Regions from separate parts of the Homo sapiens genome. Here region 2 is linked to region 1. A link is an interaction called in ENCODE POLR2A ChIA-PET data of the cell type or tissue named here. Cell type or tissue: B cell. All regions are shown on one strand. Each heading gives the region's core, and the rest is flanking DNA. Links, peaks and the distances in the headings are about the cores only. Region 1 overlaps LIMD1 (LIM domain containing 1). Region 2 has its middle 19 kb from the start of LIMD1.

The links. ChIA-PET counts read pairs that join two places held together with the same protein. Peaks named below come from ENCODE experiments on the same cell type or tissue, not always from the same donor. Only the 100,000 strongest peaks of a DNase experiment are listed, where the experiment ranks them.
Region 2: POLR2A ChIA-PET joins it to region 1 with 10 read pairs; 7 of 35 experiments call an interaction of 5 or more read pairs at or near these places.

What each region holds. Positions count from the first base shown.
Region 1 is chr3:45,657,725-45,673,437 of GRCh38, forward strand. It overlaps LIMD1 (LIM domain containing 1), which reads left to right. Exons shown (of 8, transcript NM_014240.3): 3 at 7,926-7,993; 4 at 10,570-10,632; 5 at 14,966-15,096. Among named protein-coding and RNA genes, the nearest start is that of LIMD1-AS1, 23 kb to the right of the region's middle. In B cell, for the core only: CTCF peaks have their summits at 7,623 (motif pointing left) and 7,824; DNase peaks (open chromatin) are centred at 7,017 and 7,627; H3K4me3 peaks cover 709 bases; H3K27ac peaks cover 1,922 bases.
Region 2 is chr3:45,567,914-45,583,626 of GRCh38, forward strand. No RefSeq gene overlaps it. Among named protein-coding and RNA genes, the nearest start is that of LIMD1, 19 kb to the right of the region's middle. In B cell, for the core only: no CTCF peak of the experiment used is centred there; no DNase peak of the experiment used is centred there.

The sequences.
Region 1 (15,713 bases), core at 5,209-9,208:
AAGCCTCAATTTCCTTACTTATGAAATGAAAACGATAATGTGTAATTCATAAGTATCATATTTTTACTCCAGAAAGTTAGGAGTAATCCTTGGGTGTGATTTCAAGTGATTCCCAAAAATAATCAATTCCTGTATCCTTGTACTGCTCCATGACATTGACATGTGATGTGTTTTATTTCTGCCCGACTCTTTACTGAACCCTTTCTACGCTCACTGAAACCTGGAGTAGGTGATGGCTTTGAGTAGGAAATGACTTTGTGAGTTTCTTCCGTAAAAGGCATGTGACAGTACAGGGTCAGAAGGTGGAGTGATGCAGTAACCTGTGTGGCAAAGTTTTCAAGCATTTAAAAATATATGTGAAAGCCCTAAACATAGTACTTAGACCACAGAAGACAATCAGTAGATGTTAGGCTTTTCTCCCACTCAGAATACAAACAAATATATTTTGATACACTATCCAGTTTCTAACCTCAGGTGGTCTTTCAAAACCGAAGTGAAAAATGAAGTGTGAGTTCTTCAGAGCAAACTAAGCCCCACCCTCTTAGGTCAGTGGGGGAGTCTCAGTTTTTTAAAATTTGGAATAAAGGAAAATCAGACGTAGTCCCCCAACCCCCTGTACTGGCCTCCTGTGTCCGGACATGGGAATTCTCAGCTGTGGGAACTGGCAGCAAGAGGACTTATCTAGCCAGCTGGGCAATTTTTTAAATGATCAGAGCAATACCTGCTCATTGGTAAATCTTTGGGAAAGTGTAGGAAAGTATATAGAAGCAACCAACTAGGAAATAAACCATCCCCTCCACCATGCAGATTCTTTTTTTTTTTTTTTTTTTTTTTTTTTTTTTTGAGACTGAGTTTTGCTCATGTTGCTCATTGCAGGCTGGAGTGCAATGGTGTGATCTCAGCTCACCACAATCTCCACTCCTTGGGTTCAAGTGATTCTCCTGCCTCAGCCTCCTGAGTAGCTGGGACTACAGGCATGCACCACCATGCCTGGCTAATTTTGTATTTTTAGTAGAGAGGGGGCTTTTCCATGTTGGTCAGACTGGTCTTGAACTCCCGACTTCAGGCGATCTGCCCGCCTTGGCCTCTCAAAGTGCTAGGATTACAGGCATGAGCCACCGTGCCTGGCCTCACCATGCAGATTCTAAATATGTCCACTCAGAGGCGTTGCCACTCATGGGCAGATTTCCTTTCCAGTCTTTTTTTCTTTGAATTTCTTTATATAGTTGAGATGCACAATTTTTAAATCTTGCTTTTTACTTTTCACATTATAACATAAGGGTTTTCTTTTAAGATTAAAAGTATTTTTTCATATTATACATATTTCTAGAAAAATTTAATATAGAAATATGTGAAGTAAAGTGAAATTTCTCTCTAATACCATCTGTCACTGTACCTAATACTAGAAAGAAAATTTAAAATATTAAAGTATATAAAGTAGAAAGTGATGTTTCACTGTTATACTTCTACCAGTGTTACCCACTGTTTGTTTTTTTCCCTTTTGCATATCAGTGGTATCTGCAAATTACTGAAATGGAATTGTACTATAAATACACTTGTCAAGTTTGCTTTTTTCACTTGTTAATATATTTTCAGTCTGGGTGCAGTAGTTCACACCTGTAATCCTGAGATGGGCTGATCACTTGAGCCCAGGAGTTGTTGACTAGCCTTAGACAACATGGCGAAACACTGTCTCTACAAAAAAATACAAAAATTAGGCAGTTGTGGTGGTGCACACCTGTAGCCCTATCTACTCAGGAGGCCGAGGTGGGAGGATTCCTTGAGCCTGGGAGGCTGAGGCTGCAGATTGCACCACTGCACTCCAGCCTGGGTGACAGAGTCAGGCTCCATCTCAAAAAAACCCCAAACATATATATATGCTATCCCCAAACATATATATATGCTATATATAAGCATTTTCCAATATGACTAAAACACTATTTAAATGACATTTTAAATAGCTATGTAACATTTCATCATTTATATGTACTCTGGTTTATATAACCATTCCTCTAAGGCTGCCAGTTTGGATCTAAGTAAATATTTATTCACTTTTTAAAATTCTTTCCCAAAGCTAAGTCTCAGATAACCTCACTGAGTCAGAGATAAACATTTTAAAGTTTCCCTTCCAGGGAGAGTTTATCATCTTACACTCTCAGCAGTAGCTTATGAAAATATACAGTGACAACAATCACAAACACTTAAAAAATCTTTGTTGATCTCCTGGATGAAAAAGCTTTCGTTTAATTTGTTTCTTAACACTAGAGGGTTCAGTGCTTCTGCATGTTCAATGATCTTCCTCTGTGATTTTTGGAATAGAGGTGATCTTCGCCCTATTACACAAAACGTTGATTTCCAGCTCAGATTCCTTAGAACTTGCTAACCCCATTCCTGGAACCAAAGTGCTGTTTGCTGTGTTCTCCATACATTGGATCAGAAGCCTAAGCTCTGGAAGTCCTGCGCCGTTTCCTGGTGGCCTCCTAGCTCCCTCTAGGGGCCCCATCCGCAACTGCAGCCCCACCTTCTTTCCTCTCTTGAGGAATGAGTTTACCCTGCGGGAATTCCGAGAAGGAAGAGGCGAAAGTGGGGAGCTCCACAAGTAAAGATTTGGACTTTGTGATCAGACAGTGTGTGAATAGTTTTGCTTACTGGTTGAGCAAGCTTCTCTTAGGTGGGCTGTCTTTTTTTTTTTTTTTTTTTTTTTTTCCCGAGACGGAGTCTCTCTCTGTCATAAAGGCTAGAGTGCAATGGCGCGATCTTAGCTTCCTGCAGCCTCCGCCTCCCAGGTTCAAGCGATTCTCCTACCGCGGCCTCCCAAGTAGCTAGGATTATAGGCGCGTGCCACCATGCCAAGCTAATTTTTGTATTTTTAGTGGAGATGAGGTTTCGCCATGTTGGCCAGGCTGGTCTCGAACTCGTGATCTCAAGTGGTCCAACAGCCTCAGCCTCCCAGAGTGCTGGGATCACAGGCGTGAGCCACCGCGCCCGGCCAGGTGGGCTGTTTGTGTTCCTCGTCACCTTGTTCCTGGGGAGGGACAGAGGGCAGCAGATCAGCTGTCACCCAGGTAGGTGTCCGACGTGGGAAAAGTATGGGAAAGATACTCTAGTTAGTTCTCATTTTCTTTTCTAAAACTTCGAGTTCTCTGGAGTCCCTTTATAGAGAGAAAGTTTAAGTAACTGAAATTAATTTCCATGGCTGTCAAGGGGGTTCTGATGATGATCCCTGAGATCACCCAGCTGTAGGTAGACATTCTTGGTACCTTAGTTTAGCAGAGTCAGAAAATACTGCGAACGTTCAAGGATGGGGACCTTCTAGAAGAGAGGGCAACAGTAACTTTGAGGGGAGGACAAGAGAGCAGCTTTGGAGACCTAAAGAGTTGTGGCCTTCTATGTAAGTCCTATTATCCCTTCCATGCACCCCCACCCACATTCCCCTACTCCATTAAACTTTGTTTCAGGTTATAAAAATAATGCATAATTATTGCAGGAAAAAATGGTAATTGAAAATCACCTATTTCTTACACTCAAAGATAATGACTTAAAATTTGGTGTACATCTTATGTGTATGAGTGTACACATAATTTTGTCATCATATATGTGAGTGTGTTCATAACTGTAACCCACATACTTATATACTTCCTTTAAAATATTTTAAGTATTTTTCCCTGTCAATAAATATTTTTTTGAAAACACAATCTTTTTATGGCTGCATAATATTCCAACATGTATATGGGTTATCATTTAATAGGAATTGGACATTTGATGCTCATTTTTAGCAAGCTATTATAAATCTGAGATGACGATTTCTGGAACTAGGATAAATTCCTGAAATAGAATTTTTGGGGAGAAAATATCTGAACTTTGTAAATTCTACTGACATTTAATACAAATTTCTCTCCTAAGAGCTTGTTTTAGCTTCTGCTATCCCTTGCAGAGTGTGAACAAGTATCTGTTTGTCTGTGTCATTACTAACACTGGGGTTATCATTCTTTTTAAGCTTTGCTAGTCTGATAGGTAAAGCATAGGGTTTTTTGTTGTTGTTTGTTTTTGGAGAGACAGAGTCTCACTCTATTGCCCAGGCTGGCGTGCACAGACGTGATCTCAGCTCACTGCAGTCTCAACCTCTAGGCACAAGTGATCCTCCTAGCTCAGCCTCCTAAGTAGCTGGGACTACAGGCGTGCCCCACTACACCTAGCTAACTTTTTTATTATTTGTAGAGATGGGATCTTGCTGTGTTGCCTAGGCTGGTCTTGAGCTCCTGGGTTCAAGTGATCCTCCCACCTTGGCCTCCCAAAGTGTTGGAATTACAGGTGTGAGCCACTGTGCCTGGCAGCAATATTTTTTAAATCATGAGGAAAGCTAAAGATTTTATTTTATAGTTATTGATCATTCATACTTATTTTGTGGTTTGTCTGCCTATTCTTTACCCATTTTTTATATAGGACTGTTACTTGAGTTATTTTCATATTAGAGTTACATCCTTTTCTGTCATACAGTATAGATGTTTGCTCTAGTTTGTTATTGCCTTTTCGTTTACGGTGTTTCACCTAAGTGTGTGTGTGTGTGTGTGTGTGTGCGCGTGTAAAACCTACTGGAAGGTACTATGGGAAATAATCCTTATTTACCTGTCACCCAGAATGCACAGACATTTTTACATTATAGTTTTGGTTTGATATTTTTTATAAAGGAAATTAAATATATAAAAATTGTGTGTGTATTTTAAAACCTACTGGAAAGTACTATAGGAAATAATCCTTATTTACCTATCACCCAGAATGCACAGACATTTTTACATTGTAGCTTTGATTCTGTATTTTTATAAAGGAAATAAAATATTATATAAAAATTGGAATCATCTTGATTCCTTTTCCCATCCTCTCCCTTCCTTCCCTAGGGCAGCTGCCATTATGAATTGAAATTTTCCTACTGTTACCATATATACTATTGTCAATAAAAAACATACAGTACTAGTTTACAGTACTAGTTTGTGGCCGGGCATGGTGGCTCACACCTGTAATCCCAGCACTTTGGGAGGCCGAGGTGGGTGGATCACCTGAGGTCAGGAGTTCGAGACCAGCCTGGCCACCATCTCTACTAAAAATACAAAAATTAGCCGGGTATGGTGGTGAGTGCCTGTAATCCCAGTTGCTTGGGAGGCTGAGGCAGGAGAATCACTTGAACCTGGGAGGCAGAGGCTGCAGTGAACCAAGATCGTGCCACTGCACTCCAGCCTGGGCGACACAGCGAGACTCCGTCTCAAAAAAAAAAAACAAAACAGTACTAGTTTGTGTATGTGTGTGTGCGCACTCTCAAACTTACACATATACGATCATTGGTATATCTTCAGGCATTTTGCCTTATTTGCACTGGTGTTCAGTTCAATTAATAATGATATGCATAGATCTAGCCCTTTCATTTTGACTGCTGTCTGGTATTACATCCAGTAAATACAGCTCCAGTTTCTTCGTCTATTTATCAATTCTCATATCTAGTGAACACTGAAGACGCTTCTAGTTTTTCCATAACAACGTTGCCGTGAACATCCATACATGTCTGTCCTCATGCATGTTTGGGTAATCTTCTCAAGGGGCAACCTTAGAAGTGTGTTGTGGATTATGTGTATTTTCAGATCTATTGGCCCTTGACAAATTGTTCCCAAGTAGTCATCCCAGTTGATGATACTCCCACCAGTGTGAAAGGGCTCCTCTTGTCCCACACCTTCCAAGACATGCTATTAGATTTAGTAATTTTTGCCAATCTATGAAAGTGAGATAGAATCTCATTGTGGTTTTAGTTTGCATTATCCTGATTGTTGATAGGATAGAACATCTTTTTATTATAGATATTGGGGTTATGATTAATAATCCTGGTTATTCCTAAGGTATAACAGGTTTTCTATTCTATGCACTTTCTCTTCCTGCCCTTTGCTCATTTCCCCATTGGATTATTTATCTTTTTCTTATTAATTGGTGTTCTTTGTGTCTTAGGTACTAATACTATTTTAATTTATTTTATTTATTTATTTTTGAGACAGAGTCTTGCTCTGTTGCCCAGTCTTGACTCACTGCAATCTCCACCTCCTGGGTTCAAGTGATTCTTCTGCCTCAGACTCCCAAGTAGTGCGTGGCACCATGCCTGGCTAATTTTTTTTTTTTTTTTTTTTGAGACAGAGTCTCCCTCTGTCACCCAGGCTGGAGTGCAGTGGCATGATCTCGGCTCACTGCAACCTCCGCCTCCTAGGTGCAGGCGATTCTCCTGCCTCAGTCTCCCAAGTAGCTGGGGTTACAGGTGCATGCCACCATGCCCAGCTCTTTTTTGTATTTTTAGTAGAGATGGGGTTTCACCATATTGGCCAGGCTGATCTCGAACTCCTGACCTCAGGTGATCCACCTGCCTCAGCCTCCCAAAGTGCTGGCACTACAGGCTTGAGCCACTGTGCCCGGCCAATTTTTGTACCTTTTGTAGAGACAAAGTTTCACCATGTTGGCCAGGCTGGTCCCAAACTCCTGACCTCAAGTGATCCTCCCGTGTCAGCCTCCCAAAATGCTGGGACTACAGACGTGAACAACTGTGCCCGGCCAGATACTAATAGCATTTTATATGTGCTTTGGCCATCTTCTGATCCATGGCTTACTCTTCCTTTTTTCTTTAACTCAACATGTACTGCACTCTGTTAGAGTATTGCCAAAGCTTCCCCTCCAAGTATGAAGCTGACTTAGCTATATCTTCAAGGAATGTAGCATATACTCAGAGTATTAAAAAGTCCTACAGGAACCTACAGGAGGGCTGGGGGAAACATTCAGACAACACTAGATCTGGTAGCAACGACCACCACAGCAAAGAAGATGGATTTGTAGTTAAAGTTACTTCCTTTTTTATGCCTTTTCCGCTGCGTTGATGCTTTCAGGGTCCTCTCTGAGGTCTGAGGAATGTTCTTTGACAGTCTTGTCGCTATCTGCCTTGCGCTGCTTTGCCTCCTGTGGGCGTCACCAGGCGAGGGCAGCCAGTGTTCGTCTGGCGGGTTTCTCTGTATCTCGGGCACTGTTTGTGACAATGATGATTTTACTTTCATTTTGTGGGCTGGCCCCAAAGGGCTTGGTTTAACTTTTTGCAGAGAGTTCATTCAGTTTCTGAAACCCCCACATTGCCTGTTGAGTATGTGTTGAGCCTAGCACTGGAAATGCCCTCAGATCTGTGAATACTGCCAAGTAGGGGATCCCGGGACACCCTCTGCTGACCTTGAGCTCACAGCCCCATTGTGTTTTCCATAAGAGATGAGAGGGACTGATAAAGGATGTTTACCTGTGTTAGCCTTATGGAAGCAAGAGTTCCATCCAAGGAATCAGGGTGCTTTGAACTTTTCCCACTCCCGCCTACTCGTTTTAGGTCAAGAGAAACAAAAATATCCTTCCAACAATGTGTGTTTTCTACAGTTTAGGTGAGAAAAAGATAGGAAAATAATAGTTAACCAATGTATAGGACTCTCCTGATAGGCGGTCACAATGGTCCTGGAGCATATGTCCAAGGTGACTGTCATAAATGCCTGTGGGAAACTGCATCTTCACAAGAGACTGTTGCTTGGATGCCCCCTTGTGTTGCCTCTGCTGTCCTGCCACCAAATGCTTTGCTGGCATCTTTCCAAGCAGATAGGAGGTGCTGGAAGGTGAGCGTAGGATGACTTCCAAGTCAGCCCTTGAGTCTTTTTGCCAAATAGCACCTGCCAGGGCACCCTTCCTCCCGGCCTCAGCCTGCCTGCCTCTCGCCGAGGGCCACGGCATCTTTTAGGAACTGGAAAGTGTCATTGACAGTTGGCGGTTTTTACGTGTTTATTTCTGCCTAAAGATTTTGCTTTTCACTTTTCACTTTTTCCACTGCATATTAAAATTTTTCTTTTTTTACCCTGTGTTTGTGATTTTTTCCTTAGGCCGGAAGCTGAGAGGAAAAGCCTTTTATTTTGTCAACGGCAAAGTGTTTTGTGAAGAAGACTTCCTGGTGAGTGTGTCACCGAAGCCTCCCCTTGCATGTCCTGGCCAGAGTCAGAGGGCAGGGGCCTGGGGGGACCTGGGCCAGCGTGTAGGGAAGCTGCACTGCTGGAGAGAGGGGCCCTGCCTTTCCTTCTGTAGATACTTGGGGGTGGCCATGTTCCTGAGGCCAATGGCAAACCACACAGCTTTGTACTTTGAAGGAACTGTGGGGTCACTTGGCTATCCTCTTGCTGCTTTCTGCAGTTCTGCCTCTTCCACCACCCTGGACTCCTCCTCTTAGACCACTGGACTGGGACCTGGGCTCTCTTCTTCTCATCCCACTCTCTCTGGGGATCTAGCTTCTCCCATGGACTGGAAGTCCATCCATGTGCCAGTGGCTCCCAGACCTGAGCTCTAGCCCTGCCGCACCTCTGAGGCCAGCTGCTGGCATCCCACTGGCCCCTGGGCTGTGTCCCAACCCCTCACGTACCAGCCCCTCACCATATTTCTGTGAAGCAGAAAAATCTTACCTTGCCTTGGGTCCTGATCTGTGAGAATTGCCTCCTAGGTTTGTCCTCAACCCCACCTCCTTGAACGCAGCCAGGCGTTGAACTCTGTGCTGCCATGTCTTCCACAATTCTGCCTCCGTTCATACCTCCGGCATGGCTCAGCCAGGCTAGCTTAACGGCCTCCGCACACCCGCATCAAGAGGCCTTATAGGGCATAAACCTGGCCTGCTTGGTCCCAGCATGTGCAGGGTACAAAGCACACTCAGAAGCTCTCCGAGGTCTGGAATCCCCAGCTGCCCACACCTATGCAACCTCATGCCTTCGTGCCTTTGCTTGGGCCATTTCCCCTGCTTGCAATGTCTTGCCCCTTTATTTTCCCAGATCCCCCCAACAGCCTTCCTGTCCCTCCTGCACCCACAATGGAGGAGCTCTTCTGTGCTGCCACCATGCCCAGGGCCTGCCCTGGCAGGGCTGTGGGCTGTTAGCCCTGAGCAGTATGTCTGCTTACAAGTCTCTCCTCCATTGACTGAAAGCTTCCAGGATAGAAAGAACATGCGTCTTCACCTTCACACCTGCAGATTCTAACAAGATGCCATGCAGACTGGGTGCTTGGTAGTTGGTGGTTGAAATGACTCTGTCATCTCAGGGATGAGGAATGTGAGATGCAGAGATGGGCTCAGGGCCAGCTTCTCCCTGCCTTCCCTTGAGAAAAGCTCTATTTGGTTTTCACTGAAAAGTTGATTCATTATGATTCCTGTTGGCCAGAAACAGACTAGCAAACCCAAACGGGCTTAAGTAAAAAGGAAATTATTCCAGCAGTGCCTCAGGAGTCATTTTCTCCACAGTTTTTGGCCGTGTATCTCAGTGTTAGCTTCAGTCTCAGGTCCTATGTGATGGCCAGATGTTGGGAGGACCCCAGAGTTTACATTCTCTCAGTTTCACATCCGATGGGCAAGAGTGCCAGTCCCTCCTTCGGAATCCTCCACAGACGTCTGATGGAGTCTCATTGGCTCTTACTGGGCCACATGCCCACGCCTGGAAAAAGTAACAGTGCTGGAGGAATGCAAGGCTCTGATGGGCCAGATCTGTCAATGCCCTGCCTGGGCCCTGGCATGGAGCCAGCCCACATGGTGATGGGAGCCACGTGGTGTGGAGCTGGGGGCTGGATCTCAAATGAAAATAGAGAGCTATTACCCCCAGAATGGGGCGTAGGTGCCAGACAACAGAAACCTCCACCACATGGTGTAGAGTTGCAGAAAGTTTCCCTTTTTTGTTTTTCCCAGCTTCCTTTCATAAGGTTTCCCCCAGTTAAGTTGTGTTTGTAATACCCAAACTTCTAGTCTAGCGTGTAGCATCTAGTATGTTTTTTGAAGAGAGCACCTCATGTCTTTCAAGACTGTGTGTGTGTATGTGTTTAGGTAAGATAAGGTAAGGTAAAGTAGATATTTATTAAGTTTCTTTGAAGCTAACTATAAAAGGCATTAGCTTTTTAACCAGAACCGGAGTTGAATTTGATTTCTGTCCTTACCCTTTGTTGGCTGTGTGACCTTGAAAAGTTCACTTAACCTCTCTGAGCTGCCCTCTGCTTCTATTTGAGGATTCTGGGTAATAATGTAGACCTTGCAGAATTGTTGTAAGCATTAGAGTGATGGTTTCAGAATCCCCTGAAAGGCTTGTGAAAACACAGATTGCCAGAACCCACCCCCTGAGTTTCCAAATCAGTAGGTCTGGAGTGGAGCCCAAGGATTTGCATTTTTTACAAGCTTTCAAGTGATGCCAGGGAACTGCTCTTTGAGAACCACTGAGATGGGATTAAAGCATCTCTATATACAGTCCCTTACATAGAGCCTGGCATGCTGTGGGTGCCCAGACACAGTCATTGTTAGAGTGAGTGGTACTAGTATTTGTGATGGCTTTCGTGGCAGAGAATATTCTATGACTCAGCCCACAGCTGTGTTGTACTTGGGGATGACAGAATTCTGCACAGAGTGACACATCTTTCTGAGAAATTCCTTATAATCCTCTTGGCTGTTGGGGAAGTGGCTGATTCATCTTACCAGTCTGGGTTTAACTTTCTTTTCTTTTTCTTCTGCAGTACTCTGGTTTCCAGCAGTCGGCTGACAGGTGTTTTCTTTGTGGACATCTGATCATGGACATGGTGAGTAGGTCAGCCAAAGAAGAGAACAGCATCTCAGGTGGAGGAGGAGGTGTTCAGAGAAAAAAGAAATTAATAATTGAGGACAGTGTTTCTTATCTTGATTTGTGGTTACAGCTGGGCGCAGTGGCTCATGCCTGTAATCCCAGCACTTTGGGAGGCCGAGGCGGGCGGATCACGAGGTCAGGAGTTTGAGACCAACCAGCCTGGCCAATATGGTGAAACCTTGTCTCTACTAAAAATACAAAAATTTTCCGGGCGTGGTGGTGCATGCCTGTAGTCCCAGCTACTTGAGAGGCCAAGGCAGGAGAATTGTTTGAACCCTGGAGGCGGAGTTTGCAGTGAGCCAAGATCACGCCACTGCACTCCAGCCTGGGCAACAGAGTGAGACTCCACCTCAAAAAAAAAAAAAAAGTCCCTGTAAAGTACAGCTTGCTTGTTCTAATAGAACCCACATTGTTGGCTTTTATTGGAATTAACATCTTTAACCATCTAGAGCACACGCTATCATGTTTCCGATAATGCTTTCTCCTCCTCTGGGCTGTTTGAATCGCACTGGCCTCCCTCTGGCTTCTCTGTGATCCTTGTGGCATCCCAGGTGAGATGCTAAATACAGTCTGTTTTTACTGCAGAAATCTCAGCTACCTTGGAGTCAAATGCAGAAAGCCAGAGGAGCAAAGTTGTTTTTCTCCCTGTGTTATGCCCAGCTCACACCATTACGAAGATGAGTTTTTAGGGCCTGTCATTTAGTTCTGAGACAGCAGAGCAAGGACCAGGTTTTATACATTCCATTCTTTGCTCAGTCACTGGCTCTCTGAGGTTATTTTGGGCTTCAGGTCTTCAGTGGGGACAATTTTTCCCTAGAGGGTTAGGTTATGAGGTTAATGAATACAACATCAAATTGTTCACCATTGGAAACCAGCCTTTAAGAAGTTCTTTAATATACTGATCAGAGGAAATGATTATATAACATACTTTAAGTTGGAAACAGTTAAGTCCCTCTCTAAGCTGACTCATTAATTTCATTCTAGAGAAGATAATTTCTAATTATTAGTATTTTTAATTTTACCTTTTTATTGAGAAATAACTCATAGAGTAAAAGATACTAATCTTAAGTGTACATCTGAACGAGTTTTCACATGTGCATATACCCCTGTAACCACCACCCAGATCAAGATATAGAACACTTCCCAAACTCCAGAAAGTTCCTTCTTGTCTATTCCCACTCAAGACCCCACTCCCACAAAGGCAACCATTATTCCAACTTCTATTGCCAGAAATTCATTTTGCTGGTTTTGGAACTTCATATAAATAGAAACATATAGTATAGACTCTTTCAGGTCTTATTACATATGTTTTTGAGCTTCATCCATGCTGTTACCTGTATTGGTAGTTTATTGATTTGTATTGCTAAGTGGAATTCCATTGTATGGATATAGCACAATTTATTTCTCCATCTCATGTTGATGGGGATTTGGTGGTTTCTAGTTTTTTGCTATTTATGCATGAAGCTGCTGTGAATACTCTTGAACATGTCTTTGATGGACATAAACACTCATTTCTGCTGGTTATATGCTAATATTTATAAAACATCAGTGACCCACAGCCCTCCCCATTCGTGATGAATATCTGCTATCTCCCAGGCTTTGACAGACCTCAGCAGAGGTCTTAGCCCTATTAGAGCCATGTCCTCATTAGTAGCCAAGACCTCCCTGGGAAACGTGGCCCTTCCCCCATGCTCGCAGTGGGAGGTAGGCAGAAGCTACATATGCTTACCTCTCCTTCCCAGGTATCTTCTAGACTCTGTAGGGCTCTATTTCTTTAGCAGAATTTGCCTTTGTTTTTAGTGTCCTTCTGACAAACCTACTTCATATGAAGTCAACATGCTCTGAATTTATGAGTATGATTATACCCTATTCTTAGTTCTAGTAATCCTAAGACTTCTTTGGATAACCTCAGGGTATGTCATTTATCTATTGCTGCATGACAAACCACCCTAAAACTTTGTAGTTTAAAACAATAGTGATTTCTTATTTATCATCATGCTTCATGCTGTGGGTCAGGATTTAGGTCAGGGTTTAGCAGGCCAATTCTTCTGCTCTGTGTGGCATTGGCTGGGGTCTCCTACTTAACTTTGTTCAGCTGGTAGCACAGTTGAACTGGAACATCCAAGATGACCTCTCACCCTCCAGGCCCCTCTCCCTGTAGCCTCTAATCATTCAGTAGTCTAGTTCAGACTTCCTTACAGCAAGAGATAGGAAGTGGAAGCTACCAGTCTTCTTAAGCCTTTGACTCAGAAATCTCAGAACATTGTTTCTTCTGCTTTCTGTTAATTAAAGAAAGTCACAAAGCCAGTTCTGATTCAAGGGGAGGGGGAAATAGTCCCCATCTCTTGATGTGAGATCTCTACCATATGGGATAGTATGAAGTTGAAGCTTCAGTCTTTCAGGTCTTCCCTAGGACTTGAAAACTTTTAGTGAATGTCTAGACAGAACCCCAGCTGTCTAACTCTTTGTGTAAATTGTCTCTCTATATACCCTTTTGTTAATAGAGGGGTACATTCTGGGCTTGCAGGTTAGAACCAGGCATAGTCTCACATAAAAAAAGTATTACAGCTAGTCACAATGCAGCAAAATGGCATCTTTTTCTAATCTTACTTTAGGCACAATGTGGATTAAATTAATTTAAGGATCTCTTTCTGCCAAGACAGCATTCATCTTGGGGAAAATGCATTCCAAGGTCCAAATTGCCAAATGGGTTTTGGAAGCCCAGCCAGTTGTTCTTCCTGTTTTGCCTTACTGCAGATTGAGAGGGCCCTCAAAGGTTAGGGAAACCCAAGAGGGAATGAGGAAGCTTGAAAGCTGAGCATTCAGAGGAAAGCTGGAATAGCACAACGCCCTCCTCTTGCCTTCTTGGCTGGAGCTTGTGCAGTGTGGAGTTATCCGCCTGAGGCTTCCAGGGGAAGGAGCTGTAACACAGCATATCTTTACCCCTGGGTCTCACAGTGTACTGACAAGGCTTCCCCAAATCCAAAATCCCCTTTCTTCAGCCTGTTTGAAGGCTTTCTGTGTGGGCTCCCACTGCTGGATGCTGATGACCGTTCTGTACATTCTTTGCAGATGCATGTTTTGGTGTGACCTTGCTCATGTTGATTCTGTAGTTCAGTTGTTTTTGCTAAGTTTCATGATGCAGGTAATTGCAGAAATGAATCTCCTATTAAGTCAGTGAAGATGCTTTCAACTGCAAATTATAGAAAAAACCCAGACTCAGTTCGAGTTAAACCAATGATCCTCCAACTTTAATATATATCAGAATCACCCTATTAAAATACCAACTGCTGGGCCTTACCCCCAGAGTTTCTGATTCAAGAAATCTGGGATGGGGTCCAAGAATGTGCATTATTAACAAGTTTGCAGGTGATGCTAATGCTGAAGGTCTGGGGCCACACACATTTCGAGGACCACTGACTTCATAGGAATGATATTTTATCTCACCTAAAAAGAGGCTTGGAGGTATGTGGTTCCATGATGAGTTAATTCAGTTACTTACGGACCTCACCAAGGATGTTCTTTCCATCTCTTCTCTTTCCTGCTGTCCATGTCTTGGGTCTGTCCTGGTTTCAGGTTGGCTCTGGCAGTTCCAGGTATCCCATCCAGATCCAGATTAAATGACACTGAGAGGAAGAAGTTTGTGGGGCTTTCCCTCTATTGCGTTTAAAAACAACAACAGAGAAACTTTACTTATTACACTTGGATTTGAGGTCATTGGGTTGAGTCAGAACTTCTAGATTATCATGCTCCAGAGTCAAAGCTGCATAGAAGGGGCATCCAAGAGGCAGAAGTGAAGGGGTTCCTTTTGAGCTCTGCCATTTCCACATGGAATTTCTTTTCATTTTTCCGAGTACTTGCTGCTTCCCAAATCTGGGAAGGATGTATCCTTCTGTGGCCCTGCTTTGCATCGTTTCCCACTTCTTCGTGGTGGATTTTGGCCCTGGGATTGGCCCATCCCTTCCTTACCATCTCTTTCTCTTAAAGAACTATGCAAGAGTTTCCTGTTCTGGGTGAGGGTTGGAAAGGAGCCCTCTTTCCCTGCCAGCTCAGAGACCCTGTGAGAGGCTGCAGGAGAAGGATTCCTGTGTGGTCTCTTCTGTGTATTCATCTAAACAGATTTGCCTTTCCCACCCCATCACCTCTTGCTCTTCTCCTAGGTGAAACTCGGGGGTAAGTGTACTCTGTGTGTGACTGCTCATGTAATCCTTAGGCCTGATGTGTTCCTCTCCCCTTCCACCATCTCATCCTTCCCTATAATCCCCACTGAGTCTTGGTCTCTGCTCCAGATCCTGCAAGCCCTGGGGAAGTCCTACCACCCCGGCTGTTTCCGCTGTGTCATCTGTAATGAGTGTTTGGATGGGGTGCCCTTCACCGTGGACTCAGAGAACAAGATCTACTGTGTCCGAGATTACCACAAGTAAGAAGGGATGGGAGCAGACAGGACCCATTCGTGTAGGCCAAGCTGATCTCAGCAGAGTGAGTGGTGGAAACCGACAAAACTGTGTTTGCCAGCCGCCCTTAGATCACAGTCCAGCAAAGGCTTAATGGTTTTGAGGGGTACAGCAGGGACCTTGGGAGGTTGGTCGATGCCAGTGTTGACAGGAATGGGTTAAAGAATCATGTTTAGTGAAAAAAAAAAAACAACAGAGCACAGAAAAACTAATAATCATATTTGTAGCTAGGCCTCGGGAGGAATCCACCAAGCCCTGTGGCTTCAGCGTTACCTAACTTCACAAGGCCCCTATGCAGTGCTGGTTCCTACCACTCTTGGTTTGCCTGGGCCTGTGCTAGGCACCATGAGAGGTGTAAACAAATCAGTTAGTGCTGTCCCCAGAAGAGTGAGAGGCAGCCAGTGTCCTCATTGCAGCTGGGGAGCAAATACTAAGGCATATTCCACAAAGTGAGCCAGGTACCAGTCATTCTATGAGGGAGGAGAGCAAGGGGCAGGAGGCGGCATGGAGGAAGGCTCCATGTGGATTCCAAGTGCAAGTCTGACTCTGGAATTTGCTCCCAGAAGCAACATTTATTGCTGCT
Region 2 (15,713 bases), core at 7,407-11,406, 88 kb before region 1:
CAGATGTGAAATCAGGCAGACAAAAATAAACAGGGCACTCTTCCTTCCTGTCTGTAGGGCTCACCATCTCCAAGAGGTGGGTCAATTCTCCTCCCCAGGAGCAGATGGGGAACTTCACAGCCACATCCTCAGTTCAGTTTCTCTAGCCGCTTCTAGGGTTTTCCCGAGCCTGCCCTCAAGCTGTGAGGAGCCTCTTTTGTAGCTCACATCCCAACCATGTGGATTAATGAAAATGTCACAGGGGCTTTTTCTTTTTGATGTTGCCTTACACATGCACCTCAAATGTCCCCAAGTCCTCTGGCCTTCTGGAGTCACCCATTTTTTTATTTTAGATTTAGGGGTACATGTGAAGGTTTGTTACATAGGTAAGCATGTGTCACAAGGGTCTGTTGTACAGATTGTTTCATCACCCAGCTATTAAGCCCAGTACCCAATATTTTTTCTGCTCCTCTCCCTCCTCCCACCCTCCACCCTCAAGCACGCCCCAGTGTCTGTTGTTCCCTTCTTTGTGTCCATAGTCCTTTTTTTTTTTTGAGACGGAGTCTTGCTCTGTCGCCCAGGCTGGAGTGCAGTGGCGCGATCTCCGCTCACTGCAAGCTCCGCCTCCCGGGTTCACGCCATTCTCCTGCCTCAGCCTCCGGAGTAGCTGGGACTGCAGGCGCCTGACACCACGCCCGGCTAATTTTTTGTATTTTTAGTAGAGACGGGGTTTCACCGTGTTAGCCAGGATGGTCTCGATCTCCTGACCTCGTGATCTGCCCGCCTTGGCCTCCCAAAGTGCTGGGATTACAGGCATAAGCCACCGCGCCCGGCCTTCATCACGCAGCTATTAAGCCCAGTACCCAATAGTTATCTTTTCTGCTCCTCTCCCTCCTCCCTCCCTCCACCCTCAAGCAGGCCCCAGTGTCTGTTGTTGCCTTCTTTGTGTCCATAAGTTCCTACCATTTAGCTCCTATGTGTAGGTGAGAACATGCAGTATTTGGTTTTGTGTTCCTACATTAGTTTGCTAAGAATAATAGCCACCAGCTCCAATCCACTTATTTATTACTCAAAAAAAATAGATCCAACCACTAATATCATGAAACTAGGGGAAGTTGTGCCCTCTCACCACTGAAACTAGCCCATTCAAGGTCACCAACGACCTTCGTATTGCAAAGCCAATGACACTTTCAACCCTCGTCTTAATTCTACAGACACACTCTTCTTTCTCTTCTCCTGCCTCCTGGCCGCGCTGTCTCAGCCTCATTTTCTGGCTCTTTCCTCTCTTTGAATTCTTGGGGGCTTGGTCCTGGACCCTCTATTCTTCTCATTCTTCTCTATACCCTCTGCCCAGATGAGCTTACTCAGGCCCATGATATCAAACACCAATGGCACCAAATTTCACATCCACTGATGAAAATGCCTTTGTAAAAATTACAACATTGAGAAAAATCTGGCATAAGGAAATTTTGAAAGTGAAAGAAATCTGACCTGACTCTATCTTGCTTCGAACCTTCATGCTACCCTTGTTCATTCCTGGGCATAGGCCAAACTAACTTTGGGAGGAATTTAGTTTATAGTTTAACTATTTTTTTTTTTTTTAAGAGAAAAGGTCTTGCTCTGTTACCCAGGCTGGGGTGCAGTGGCACAATCATATAGCTCACTGCAGCCCTGAACTCCTGAGCTCAAGTGATCCTCCCACCTCAGCCTGCCAAGTAGCTGGAACTACAGGCATACACCACCACTCCTGGCTAATTTTTTTTTTCTTTCTTTTTTTTCAGAGGGAGTCTCGCTCTGTCACCTAGGCTGGAGTGCAGTGGTGCATTCTTGCCTCACTGCAACCTCCGCCTCCTGGGTTCAAGCAATTCTCCTGCCTCAGCCTCCCAAGTAGCTGGAATTACAGGCATGCACAACCACGCCTGGCTAATTTTTGTATTTTTAGTAGAGATGGGGTTTTGCCATGTTGGCCAGGCTGATCTCAAACTCTTGACCTCAGGTGATCCGCCCGCCTCAGCCTCCCAAACTCCTGGGGTTACAGGTGTGAGCCACTGTGCCCTGCCTTTTTTTTTTTTTTTTTTTTTTTTGAGACAGGGTCTTGCTCTGTCACCCAGGCTGGAGTGCAGTGGCATGATCTCAGCTCACTGCAACCTCTGTGTCCCGGGTTCAAGCAATTCTCATGTCTCAGCCTCCCAAGTAGCTAGGATTACAGGCGCATGCCACCACGCCTGGCTAATTTTGTATTTTTAGTAGAGACGGGGTTTCACCATGTTGGCCAGACTGGTCTTGAACTCCTGACCTCAAGTGATCTGCCCACCTCAGCCTGCCAAAGTGCTGGGATTACAGGTGTGAGCCACCATGCCTGGCCCACTCCTGGGTAATTTTTTTTTTTTTTAAATTTTGTAGAGACAAGATCTCATTACGCTGCTCAGGCTGGTCTCAAACTCCTGGCTTCAAGTGATCCTTCTGCCTCAACCTATCAAAATGTCAAGATATACAGGTGTGAGCCACCATACCGGGTCTATAGTTTAACTTTGAAACAAAAATGATAACAGCTCTCCCCGAAACAAACTCCCTCCTTGCTTGGGGACCAGACTACCTTTGTAAAAGTAACAAATTGGAGGCCGGGCATGGTGGCTCACACCTGTAATCCCAGCACTTTGGGAGGCCAAGGTGGGCAGATCACGAGGTCAGGAGATCAAGACCATCCTGGCTAACACAGTGAAACCCAGTCTCTACTAAAAATACAAAAAAATTAGCTGGGCGTGGTGGCGGGTGCCTGTAATCCCAGCTACTCAGGAGGCTGAGGCAGGAGAATTGCTTGAACCTAGGAGGCGGAGGTTGCAGTGAGCCAAGATCACACCATTGCATTCCAGCCTGGGTGATGGAGTGAGACTCCATTTCAAAAAAAAACAAACAAAACCAAATTGGCCACATTAAGGGAGGAGACCACCCCTCATATTGTCTTACGCCCAATTTCTGCCTCCAAAGAAAGAAGAAGTAAAAACTAAAAGGCAGAAATGAAATCCACAAGCAGACAGCCCAGCACCACACCCTGGGCCTAGTAGTTAAAGATTGACCCCTGACCTAGTCGGTTATGTTATCTATAGATTCCAGACATTGTATGGAAAAGCACTGTGAAAATCCCTGTCCTGTTCTGTTCCATTCTAATTAGTGGTGCATGCAGCCCCCAGTCACGTACCCCCTGCTTGCTTAATCGATCATGACCCTCTCATGTGGACCCCCTTAGAGTTGTAAGCCCTTAAGAGGAACAGGAATTGCTCACTCGGGGAGCTCGGTTGTTGGAGATTTGAGTCTTGCCAAAGCTCCTGGCCGAATAAAGCCCTTCCTTCTTTAACTTGGTGTCAGAGGGGTTTTGTCTGCAGCTTGTCCTGCTACAACATGATTAGAAAGTATGACCCAGGAGTCATGCAGCCAGAGGCCACAAGATCACTAACCTCCCCAATTGCTCCTGTAGATAATATTACTATTATCAAACCTAAGATTGATATTTGAGGTATTTTTCAGATCCTATGTTCTGATGGACCAGCTGACACCACCCAGACAGGTAATCTGGCTCAACTAGTTCTGCAATCCCACTCAGGAATAGAAGACAGCAAGAAGAGCCCATTTCAGCCCTCTATGATTTCATCCTGACCCAACCAGTCAGCATTTCTCATTCCCTAGCCCCCCACCCACCAAACTTTCTTTAAAAAGCCCTAGCCTCTGAATTTTCAGGGAGGCTGATTTGAGTAATAATAAAACTCTGGCTTCCCATTTAGCTGGCTCTATGTGTATTAAACTCTTTATCTATTACAATCTCTGTCTTGATTAATCAGTTCTACCTGGGCAGCAGGCAAGAAGAACATGTGGGGAGGTTACGCTGACTTTCAGAACACTCAGTGGATTTCTTCACCTCTCCTCTTTTTTTTTTCTCTCCAACATGTTTCTCCCCAAATCTGTCCCATTTCAATAAATGGCCAACTCTCACTCAACTCTCCCAGATGCTCAAACCAGAAACTTAGCAATTCTCCCCTTTTCTATATCATTTCCTGTATCTCTACCCACAATCTCAGTCTGTTCCACTACCCAGAGCTCTCTTGAGTTCGTCAGTCCCTCCAGTGCTTTCTGGCTCCAGTGTCACCTCCCTGACATCAGCCCCCATCACCTCACCTGTGCTATAACTGCCTTCTGAACACTTCAGGTGTGGTATAATAGCAAATATGTATTTCACCTTTGCCCCAGATTTCTGGCACACAGCTCCCAGAGCTCCAAAACCCTCTGGAATTTCCTGTGATCGTGTTAGAGTAGATAGTTAGCCAGATACGAGCAGGACAGGAGAGGGCTCCCGGGCAACAGGAATGTCAGGCAATCATCAGGTGATGGTCAGGAAGTTGTTAAACTATCTCTCTGAAATAATAATTGGTCACAGCCAGCACCAGGGAAAGGCCGTCTCCCGGTAGATAGAAAACATCTAAAGCTGGTGATCAGCAGCTTCCCAGTAAGATCTCAGGAGTTGGGTGAGTGGGCTCAAGCATGTGCACTAATAGGCAAAATGGCAGAGTTTAACTGGTATGTGACCTTCCTCTATGAACACTCGACTGGTAAGGGAAAAATGAGCATCTACACAACTTCAGTAAACACATTGCGCATGTGGCCCCTCCCAAGTGCCGCAGGCAGCTGCACACTTGGGTAGCCCACCCCAAGGGAAGAGTTGGGGGAGAAGCAATGCAACCCTGGAAGCACGCCAACCTATAAGACCCCAAGTCAAAGTTCAAACCACACACTTGACTCTCTCAAGTTGCCTGCTTGACCCTCTTACAACTGTACTTTACTTCCTTTCATTCCTATTTAAACTTTCACTCTTACTCTAAAACTTGCCTCAGTCTCTCACTCTGCCTTATGCCCCTCCATCGGATTCTTCCTTCTGAGGAGGCAAGAATTGAGGTAGCTGCTGATCTCTATGGATTCCCAGCTGCTAATAATAGGACTGTGTTTTGTTATTTATAGCAAGCCCCTTTCAACCGTACTTGAGTTTATGCTAATGAGATGACTCCTGCAGGGAAGCGGGTGCCTAGATAGCTTCAGGTTGGGGGCTGGTGCCAGAAAGACAGGAGTGATTAAAGTGTTGGAACTGTCAGCCCAGCCCCTGACCTACATGGAAGAGGTTCTGAATATTGAGTTCAATGGCCAATGGTCAGGAATTTGATCAATCATGCCTGCAATAATGAAACCTCCATAAAAAGCCCTAAAGACTGGGATTCACAGAGTTTCTAGGTTGGTGACCATGTCCATATGCTGGGAGGGCAGTGCACCTGGAGAGGGCAAGGAAGCTCCATGCTGCCCACCCCCACACCTTGTGATATGGTTTGGCTGTGTCCGCACCCAAATCTCATCTTGAATTGTAGTTCCTGTAATACCCACATGTTGTGGGAGGGACAGAATGGGAGATAATTGAATCATGGGGCAGCTTCCCCCATACTGTTCTCATGGTAGTGAATAAGTCTCAGAAGATCTGATGGTTTTATAAAGGGAAACGCCTCTTGCTTGGCTCTCATTCTCCCTTGTCTGCCGCCATGTAAGACGTGCCTTTCACCTTCCACCATGATTGAGAGGCCTCTGCAGCCATGTGGAACTGTGAGTTCATTAAACCTCTTTTTCTTTATAAATTCCCTAGTCTTGGGTATGTCTTTATCAGCAGTGTGAAAACAGACTAATACATCTTGCCCTGTGCATCTCTTCCATCTGGCTATTCCTGGTTGGATCCTTTATAATAAACCAGTCAATGTAAGTAAAGCATTTGCCTGAGTTCTGTGAGTCATTCTAGCCAAGTACTGAACCTGAGGAGGGGGTCATGGGAACCCTCAAATTGGTAGCCAAGTTGGACAGAGGTACAGGTAGACTGGGACCTGGGACTTTTTGGCTGAGTCAGAAGTGGGGCAATCTTGTGGGACTGAGCCCTTAGCCTGGCATCTGTGCTAACTCCGGTTAGTGTCAGAAGTGTTGAATTGTTTGGAGAGTGAGAACTAAAAAGAAAACCTTAAACCCCCCACCTAACTGAATGGACCTCCTCTTGGCCAAGGGGACCCCAGGGAAACCTTAAAAACTGAATTCTCAGGCATGACGGGACAGGAGGTCAAACTCGCCTCAGTATACTCCCTCCCTTTCACAGTTTAGACACAACTCACCAGCGTTAATGTGAAAACAGAGATCCTAAGACTAACAGAACGGACTCTTTGTGGCAATAAGATACCAAATTACAAACAAGACCTAACGGTGCGCCAGGCAAGGGTGAGGTCACACACCCTACACTTAAAGAATAAACTATGTTCCAACTGCCACAAGGTTTTTCTTTTTCTCTAGCCCCTAAACAAGCACTGGCCTTGAGATAAGCAATACTGAAACAATTGCGGTTCATCCCACAGACGCTGGCTGTCTGATTCCCCATTCTACAAGCCACACTACAGCCTTGATAGGACAGAAGACTGATTTCTATACAATTCTCCTGATAAGAGACCACTGACCATGGGCTAGTTCTGGCTGGGTTTGACAGAGGCTGCGCACTGGGGTGCCTTCATGTCTCTTCCTCACCTTCTGACATATAGGGCTTAATTGTAATGCATTTGAATGTTAAGTCTCCACCCCAAAGTGAACCTGGGTTATATGATACAGGCATGTTTGTTAAATAGGCATGCATCAGGACCCCCTTCATGCATATTCATAGCCCCTCCTATAACCTGTTGAATGTGTGTACTTGGCCAACCATCTGGCATAAACCCCTGTTCCAACCCGTTCTCCTTCAAAGTGCCTGCCTTTTGGGCTCTGCCGGCGGCTATGCTTCCCAGCCTGGGAATGGCCAGCCTGCAGGCTGTAACCCTCTATCAGAAATAAAGTCTCCTCTCCAAATGTATAGATTTCATGATTTTTCAGTTGACAACACCCAGATGATGTCAGAGAATTCGAGAACGGCTTGGTGTGGAAAAACCACAAATTTGATGTCAGAAAAAAGACATCATGGCTGGGCGTGGTGACTCACACCTGTAATCCCAACACTTTGGGAGGCTGAGGCTGGCACATTGCTTGAGGCCAGGAGTTCGAGACCAGCCTGGCCAACATAGAAAAACACCGTCTCTACTAAAAGTACAAAAAATTAGCCAGGTGTGGCAGCACATGCCTGTAATCTCAGCTACTTGGGAGGCTGAGGCATGAGAATCCCTTGAGCCTGGGAGGTGGAGGTTGCAGTGAGCCGAGATCGCAGCACTGCACTCCAGCCTGGGTGACAGAGTGAGACTCTGTCTCCAAAAAACAAACAAAAAGATGTAGCACCCATCTTCTCCCATTGGCAGCTAACCCTGTCCCTAAGTCCATTCTTAACATGGCGGCTGTGGTCATCTTTTCAGAGCTTAGTGCAGGTTATGTCACACTTTCTTACCAATCCCCATGAGCAAACCCAGTAATGGGCCGTGAGACCCCAACTCCCCCAGCCCCTACCCAGCTCAGCATCCCTTCACCCAGTGCCCTTCCCACTCCAGCTACTCAGGCCCTGCTTGCCCACATTCCTCTGCAGGAATGCCCCTCCCCACCTGAGACGATGGTATTTCTCAACCTTCAGATCTCCTTCAAATGATACCCCTTAACAGGCTCCCTGAAAATTCTCGCGACTATATTTGCAGACCTGTTAGCTCCCCCTTTTCTCAGTCTCCTCCTTCTAGACCACAAGAATGTGTCTGTGGTGGGGGAAGGCTGCTTATAACCAAGAATGTGATTGTTTTCCTAGGCTGAAGTGCATCTGCTCATGGGCCGCCCTATTAGCAACATAAAGAATTGGCTGAGCAATTAAAGGACACTTGTTCTCTGGCATTGACACAATTCTCTGACCAAATTCTAGGGTGGAGCTCTCCCTCAAGAACATGTGCTTCTCTCCCTCAAAGCGATTTCTGTGAGCTGAGAGGGCCAATGGAAGATCCTGTTCTCTCCCTTCCAGAGAAAACTTTGGGAGTCATGGCATTCCCCCTCCCTGGCTGTGGTGACTACTTAGGTGTTTGAAATACCTGCTTTAATACAGGGCAACCCACACCCTGGCAATGGTGCTAAGCTGGGAGTAATCGCGTGGCTCAAGCTGGGCCAGAGTTTCTCCCCAGAAATTTGGATTTGGGACAGAAAAAGGAGAGTCAATCATCTTTTGAGAGCCCAGACTCTAACAGGGGATAGGAGTTCAAGATGGTCACCACGGCCAGGGAAGCCAACAGCACATCTGTGATGAGCAGAGGAGAAAGTGGCGGGGATTGGGGGACACTCCAACTGAGCACCTTCCTTCACACACCTGTGCCAGCTGCTCTTCTGGCCTGTGCACCATGACATGTGCCCGTAACTTGTCAACAGCTTCCGTTTTCCTTAAGCTAGGTTGAGAGGGGCTCCTGTCATTTGCAAGCAAAAGAATAATAAATAACATAGAAGGGAAGTGTTTGAAGACTCAGCCTATTGATAATTAAATAGTGGGAGCTACCTCTCTCTTTTTTTTTTTTTTTTTTTTTTTGAGACAGAGTCTTGCTCTGTTCCCCAGGCTGGAGTGCAGTGACACGATCTCAGCTCACTGCAACCTCCACCTCCCGGGTTCAAGCGAGTCTCATGGCTCAGCCTCCCAAGCAGCTGGGACTACGGGTGCGTGCCACTAGGCCTGGCTAAATTTTTTTGTATTTCTAGTAGAGATGGGTTTTTACCATGTTGGCCACGCTGGTCTCGAACTGCTGGCCTCAAGTCTCCGCCTGCGTCAGCCTCCCAAAGTGCTGGGATTACAGGTGTGAGCCACTGCTCCTGGCCAGGAGCTACCTCTTTATGAAAAAACAACAACAACAACAAAAATCCGCTCTAGTCTGACCTGTTTGGAACCAGACAGATTTGAGTGTGAATTCAAGCTTGGATCCAGCGTGACCCTGGGCATGTTGCTCACTCCCGGGTGTAGGCCAAGCTGAATATAGGAGGAATTTTGTTTGTAGTTTAACTCTGAAGCAAGGATGATAATTGTCCCTCCCTAAAACTGATGCCTCTTCTTGTTTGGGGGCTGCAATCACCTTTGTAAGATGAATGAAAGGCCACAAAAATAGGATCCTGGGAAGGGCCTGAATTCTGCTAAAATGTAGGCATGGTTTTTATAATCCTTTACTGCTCAGAAGCCATGTGGCCAGAGGTTACAAGATTTTTATTTTATTTATTTATTTTATTTAATTAATTAATTTATTTTTTGAGGCAGAGTCTCACTCTGTCACCCATGCTGGGGTGCAGTGGTGTAATTACAGCTCACCGCAGCCTTGACCTCCCAAGCTCAAGCAATTCTCCCACCTTAGTCTCCTGAGTAGCTGGGACCATAGCTGCGCATCACCACATCCACCTAATTTAAAAAAAATTTTTGTAGGCCAGGCGCAGTGGCTCACGCCTATAATCCCAGCACTTTGATAGATCGAGGCAGGTGGATCACTTGAGCTCAGGAGTTCGAGACCAGCCTGGCCAACATAGTGAAACCCCATCTCCACTAAAAATACAAAAATTAGCTGGGCATAGTGGCACACACCTGTAATCCCAGTCACTTGGGAGGCTGAGGCAGAAGAATCGCTTGAGCCTGGGAGGCGGAGGTTGCAGTGAGCCAAGATCACACTATTGCACTCCAGCCTGGGTGACAACAGTGAAATTGTCTCAAAAAAAAAAAAAAAAAAAAAGAGAGAGAGAGAGAGATGGGGTCTTCCTATGTTGCCCTTCCACTTGGAATTATAAGCATGAGCCACCACTCCTAGCAAGATTTGTCACTTCTCCAATTGCTCCTATAGATAACACCACTATTGTAGAACCTAAGGTTGGTCTTTTGAGATGTTTTTCAGACCTTTGCATTGTGGCAACCAACTGACCCTACACAGACTCATGACGTAGCTAGTTCTGTGGCCTCCCCTGACCCAGAGGTGGACTCAGCCCACAATGGCCATTTTCCACACCCCTATGATTGCATCCCCAACCAATCAGCAGCACCCATTTCCCAGACCACCGCCCACCAAACTATCCTTCAAAAATCCTAACCTCCAAGCCTTCAGGGACACTGATTTGAGTGATAACTCCAGTTCTCTTGTGTGACTGGCCTCACATTAATTAAACTCTTTCTTTATTGCAATACCATGGTCTCGGTGAGCTAGTTTCATTTGTGCAACAGGCAGGAAGAACCCACTGGGTGATTATACCACTTAACCTCTCTGAGACTAACTGAGTTCATATGTGAAATGGGGCTCATAATGCTCACAGTGTTCTGAAGATAAAAGACATAAAAACGTTATAGGGGTTAGGTGTTCCAATGACCAGAATTTTCTTGTCTTCTGACCAAAGCTCACTATTCCCAGGATTCAGGTGTTTTTGGCAGTAGTATCAAAAGTCTTAAAGTTGAGGCACATATCTGCAGACTCCACATTGTTCCTGTAGGATTTTCCCAAGGGATAAAGTAACAGCATATTGTGCTAAGACTTACAAACATCACTGTTCACTGTAACCAAACATTGGAAACCAACCAACAGTAGGGACTAGTTTCACAAATCATAGTGTACCACTCCCATAAACCATGTATAAGGGTCAAGGGAAAAGTTCCCCTTCTCTGAAGGTTCACTGAAAAATCAACTGACAAAAGGCAGATTAATAGGAGAAAATACAAAATGTATTTTGACATGTATAACTAGGGGGCACCACAGGAGAATGATTACCCAGTAACCCAACGGGATACAGAAGCTTATATACCCTTATTCATAGGAAACGGGGGAGATGGGAAATGCAGGCAATTTCCCATATGGGGAAATGCAAATGATTATTAGGGAGAATGAGTGGACAGAAATTAGCTTATAAATGATTCTCTTCGGAATCTGAATGAGCCGACAGGCAGGCATTATCTTGTGAAAAAGCTCATCCATGTGTGGTTGCATTCCTCAGTCTTACTTTCTGAGATAGATAATGAGATTTCAGGGAGGGGAAGAAGGGAATTTGTGATACCAATAACAATGTATAGTCAATCAATAGCTTATGTTATCTTAATATAAATTCTTGGTAAACATCTTAGGAATGGCCTCTTCTTTTTTCCTTAAAAACCTAACTCTAACTGCTGGTAATCAGAGTGTATATTCAGGGCAACTTGAATCTATGCTCCTAGGTGGCCATCCTCAAACTATGAGTCAAATAAACTATATAACTAGTATATATAACTATATATATATAACTATAACTATAATTATTATCACTCCACCATCAGCAAGCTTTGAGGTTATTTCAGGATTCTGCTATCACTCAGTACTACTATGAAAATTCTGTACCTGTCTCTGAAGGCATGAGTTTCTCTGGGGATAGCTGCAGGAGTGGAATAGCTGGGTGAGGTCCACGTGCATGCTCTACAAAATGACTATTTCCAAAGTGTTCTGGCAATGGAGGAGAGCCTTCCTTGCTCCACATCCTCCACAACACTTGCTGTCACCTGGCTTTGTAGTCAGTGCTCCTTTGGTAGGTTTACAGTGGCAACTTCCTGTCTCCACATGCCAGTCCCAAAGGTGGGATCAGGTGTTTAGCTCCCTATGAGTCAGCTCCTGAGGCCGCCTTCTGGGAGTTGTTAGAGGGCCAAGGAGAACAACAGGGTCTTTGGTGCTGGAAGGAGTTGGGTCTGCCTTCCAGATCCCCCACCAATAGGCTGTGCTACCTTAGGTAAGTGCCATGACCTCACTGAGCTTCCATTTCTGCCAAATGAGGATGGCTCCTAACGTGCAGAGCTGTCAATGACGAATGCCCAACTGAAGATCTTGTAAAGCACCAAGCAGAGTGCAGTGGCTGTGGTTGTTCTGTTCTACCCTTTGCCTCTCATTCGTAATTTTGTCTCCAGGTTCTAGAACTGCCATACTTACGCCCTCTTGACACTGATTCCAGTTGTTCATTGCTAGGGTTTGAATGTGTCCTGCAAAGTTCAGGCAGGATCTTTAAGAGGCGATTAGGCCATGAAGGTTCTGTCCTCATGAATGGATTAATGCCGTCATTGTGAGAGTGGGTTAGTTATTGTGGGATTGGGTTCCTGATAAAAAGATGAGTTAGGCCCCCTTCCCTGCTCTCTTTCTTGCATGTGCTCTCTTGGCCTCTCACCTTCCACCAGAGGATGATGCAGCAAGAAGGTTCTGCCAGATGCTGGCTCCTTGACTTTGGACGTTTCAGCCTCCAGAACTGTAAGAAATACATTTCTTAAAAAAATTACCCAGCCTGTGGTATTCTGTTACTGCAACACAAACAGACTAAGACATCCATCTTGGCACATCTAAATGACAGTTGCTTCAAAGGTCTTTGTTTTGTTTCTGATGGATCAAGACAACTGCTCAAAGAACAGATCACTTGGGGAAGAATCTTATATAGCAAATTCCTCTATGGTTTTGCTGTCAGAGAAGAAAGCCTTGTGGCTCCATCTGATTCAGTGATGTGGTTGATCTGGGGCATATTTAAGTCTAAGTGACAAAGCTGGATTAGCAAAGGCTCTGCTAGGCTGGGTCTGTGTGTACATGGCCTTGATAGATATACTGGTTTGATGAAATGCAAATATCTGACAAAGACTATGGGAACACAAGCCTTCTTTGTCATGTTTTATTGCGATCTGGGGGGTCCTAACTCTTTTATAAGAGGGGGATAGGGAAGGAGAATGAAGGGGACTGAGTATTGGCCCTGAGCCAGTCCAGTCTGAGCTCAGGACTTTACTCACTGGATCTCAAGAAAGAGGTAGGTCTCTTACATCATCCTGAAAACAGAATGGGAGGTTTATTTCAGTGACTTCTCAGAAAGAAAAAAAAAATCAGTAGTTCTGCAATGGCTTTGTTTTCTGACTTTCTTATATAAAGGGATTTGGAGTGCTCAATTTTACTTATCATCAGAGAAATCAGATTAAACCACAATGAGATAACTCTTCACACCAACCAGAATGGTAAAATGAAAAGAATGGCAAAATCAAGTGTTGATGAGGATGTGGGAGAGCAAGAACTCTCCTTTGCTGATAGCAACTGTACAACCACTTTAGAGCCCTGGTTAGCCGGATCTATTACTAGGATCTACCAGTATGCTATGACCCAGCAATTCCCTTCTCATTGATATACCCAATAGAAATGTCTACATTAGTTCACCAACAGCCCTGCCCTATAGAATATTCACAGCAGGACTATTCAAAATAGCCCCAAAATGAGAACTATCCAAATGCCTGTTACAGTGGAATAGCTAAAGCATGGTACATCACACAATGGAATATTACACAGCCATAAAAATGCACACACTGCAATGACACACAACAATGTGAATGATTCTCACAAACATAATGTTGAACAAAAGAAACTGGACTCAAAATAATACATACTGTGTGATTCTAGTTACATGAAAAACAGAGATAGTCAAAACTGATATATGCATTTGGAAGTTAGGATAGTAGTTACCCTTGGGAAGGTGGTGGTTAGGTGAGGACACAGCGGGCTTCTAGGGTGCTGGTCAGGTGCTACTTCTTGATCTGGGTTCAGGTTGCACACAGGTATTCAGTTAATGAAAATCCATCATGCTATACTCTTTCCATATAACATACTTCTATCAAAAGTTAAAAAAAGATTGGCAGGTGGCTATTACCTTTAGCCTGCACCCAATGGAGGTCAACTCATAGGTGGGAAATTCATGGATTTGAAAACTTAGGTGCAGATAAGACCTCAGACATCATTCAGTACAGAGAGCAGACATTCAGGGATTAAATCCTTACTCCTCTATTTACCAGCTATGTGCCATTAGGCAATCTACTTAAACTCTCTGAACCTCCATTTCTCTATTTGTAAAATGGGATAATGGAATTTATCTAGGAGAGCTGTTATAAGGATTAAGGGCAAGAATGCAAACTCTTAGCCAGTGCTTAGCAAATGTCAACTATTATTAGCATGATTATTATCCAGTACAATATGCATTCATTCATTCATTCATTCACAATAATTAATTAAATACTGTACAAGATACCAGGGTGGGCAAGACACACCTGATCCTTACCCTCACAGAGCTTACAGTCTAGTCTGGCCTCTTCCTGGACCCACAGTAGTGTTGGAAACAGAAGACACGGTCCCCCCATTCAGGTTTGGCAGGCAAACATTCACTGATAGACACACTCTGGAAGTAGCTCTGGGAGCTTCAATAGCCTGGCAATCACTTGGATTATTTGGTTATGAGAGGTGGTGTGGTTTAGAGCCAGGCTGCCTGGGTTCAGATCCCAGATCCTCCACTTACGAGCTGTGGAATTTTTTTTTTCTAGCTGTGGAATTTTAGGCAAATTCTTTATCTCCCTTATGCCTATTTCCTCATCTGTGTAAAGGAGTAGATAACAGAACCTGTCTCGTGGGTTGTTGGGAAGATTTAACAGTGTAATCTATGTAGAGGATATAAAATGATGCTGGGTACAGAGTAGGTGCTATGATGTGTTAGTGGTCCTTGTTGATCTTGTTATAAATAATCAAGGATTCTCACACTGACCACAGCTAGATGACAACCCGCAGAGAGCCAGACAGACCTCCTTGGTGTCTGTGAAGAAATCCAAGTCACTCCAGCAGCACTGTGGAGTTCTCAAGAATATGCCTAACTCATGGGTGTCTACTCTACAGCCATGCTTGCACGGGTGTGAAATGGTTTGTAAGTCATCCCTTGCTATGGTTAACACAGTAGCAAAAGCACAGAAGCAGCCCAGATGTCTGTGAATAGGAGGTTGGTTAAAAAGTCCATGACTCACTCAAAGAAAGAAATATTAGCCCTAAGAAAGAACAAGGCAGCTGCATGTGAAATGATGTGAAAAGATTTCCAAGAATATTATTAAGTGCAAAAAGCAAGAGGCAGTGCATTTACTTCCTGTGTTTTAAAAAAACAAAACCAAAAAAGAATTGTACATGACCAGGTACTTCGGTAATGTGACTTTTGGTAATGTAGTTGGCTTTGGAGGGGACACTGGGGCATAGGAGTGGGAGGATACCTTCTTTTCACTGTATGTTCAGTTGTTCCTTTTGAATTTTAACCCATATGCATGTTTTATTTTTTAAAAGAGTAATCCAGTGACTAGGGCCAATTCAGAAATCAGCACTACAGTTCATTGTACTGTTAAACATCTTTTGCTGCTCTCTGAGCAGATGGCCCTGGGAGGGGTTGGGCCAGGGCCAGCGGGAAACCTCCCTCCCCTATGGGTGTATGGGGAGCCTGTGGCTAGGCACATGCCTCCAGCTGGGTCTGCTTGCATGGCCAAAGGGCTGGGGTGAAGAACTGAAGCTGGCAAAGACAGTGGGCTCCAGCAGCCTGGCAGAGGCCACACACACAGGACAAGGTCACGGTCCTAATATCTGGGTCTGGCCTTGGCACCTTTCCAGGGGAAAACTCATGGGACAAAGGCTCATTGCAAGCACCAGGAAAGGGCCTCCATTGCAGCTGCTTCTCTTCATTCATGGGGCAATTCCACAGTGGACCTTGGGGCCAGAGAAGACCAATCTGTTCTGGAAACAGATTTGGAGGGGCCAGTGTTTTCCTGGCCTGCTCTGGGCCATCAGTGGAATGGAAAGAGCCCAAAGGAACCTTAATTCTTAATTCTTCGTCCATGTGCTCAGCTGAAATATAAAGATTCTTTTCAGAGCCCTCCCTGAAGTAGCCCTCCAGCTTTGGGACACACACAGCATTGTGTGCAGAGACATTTCCTATAG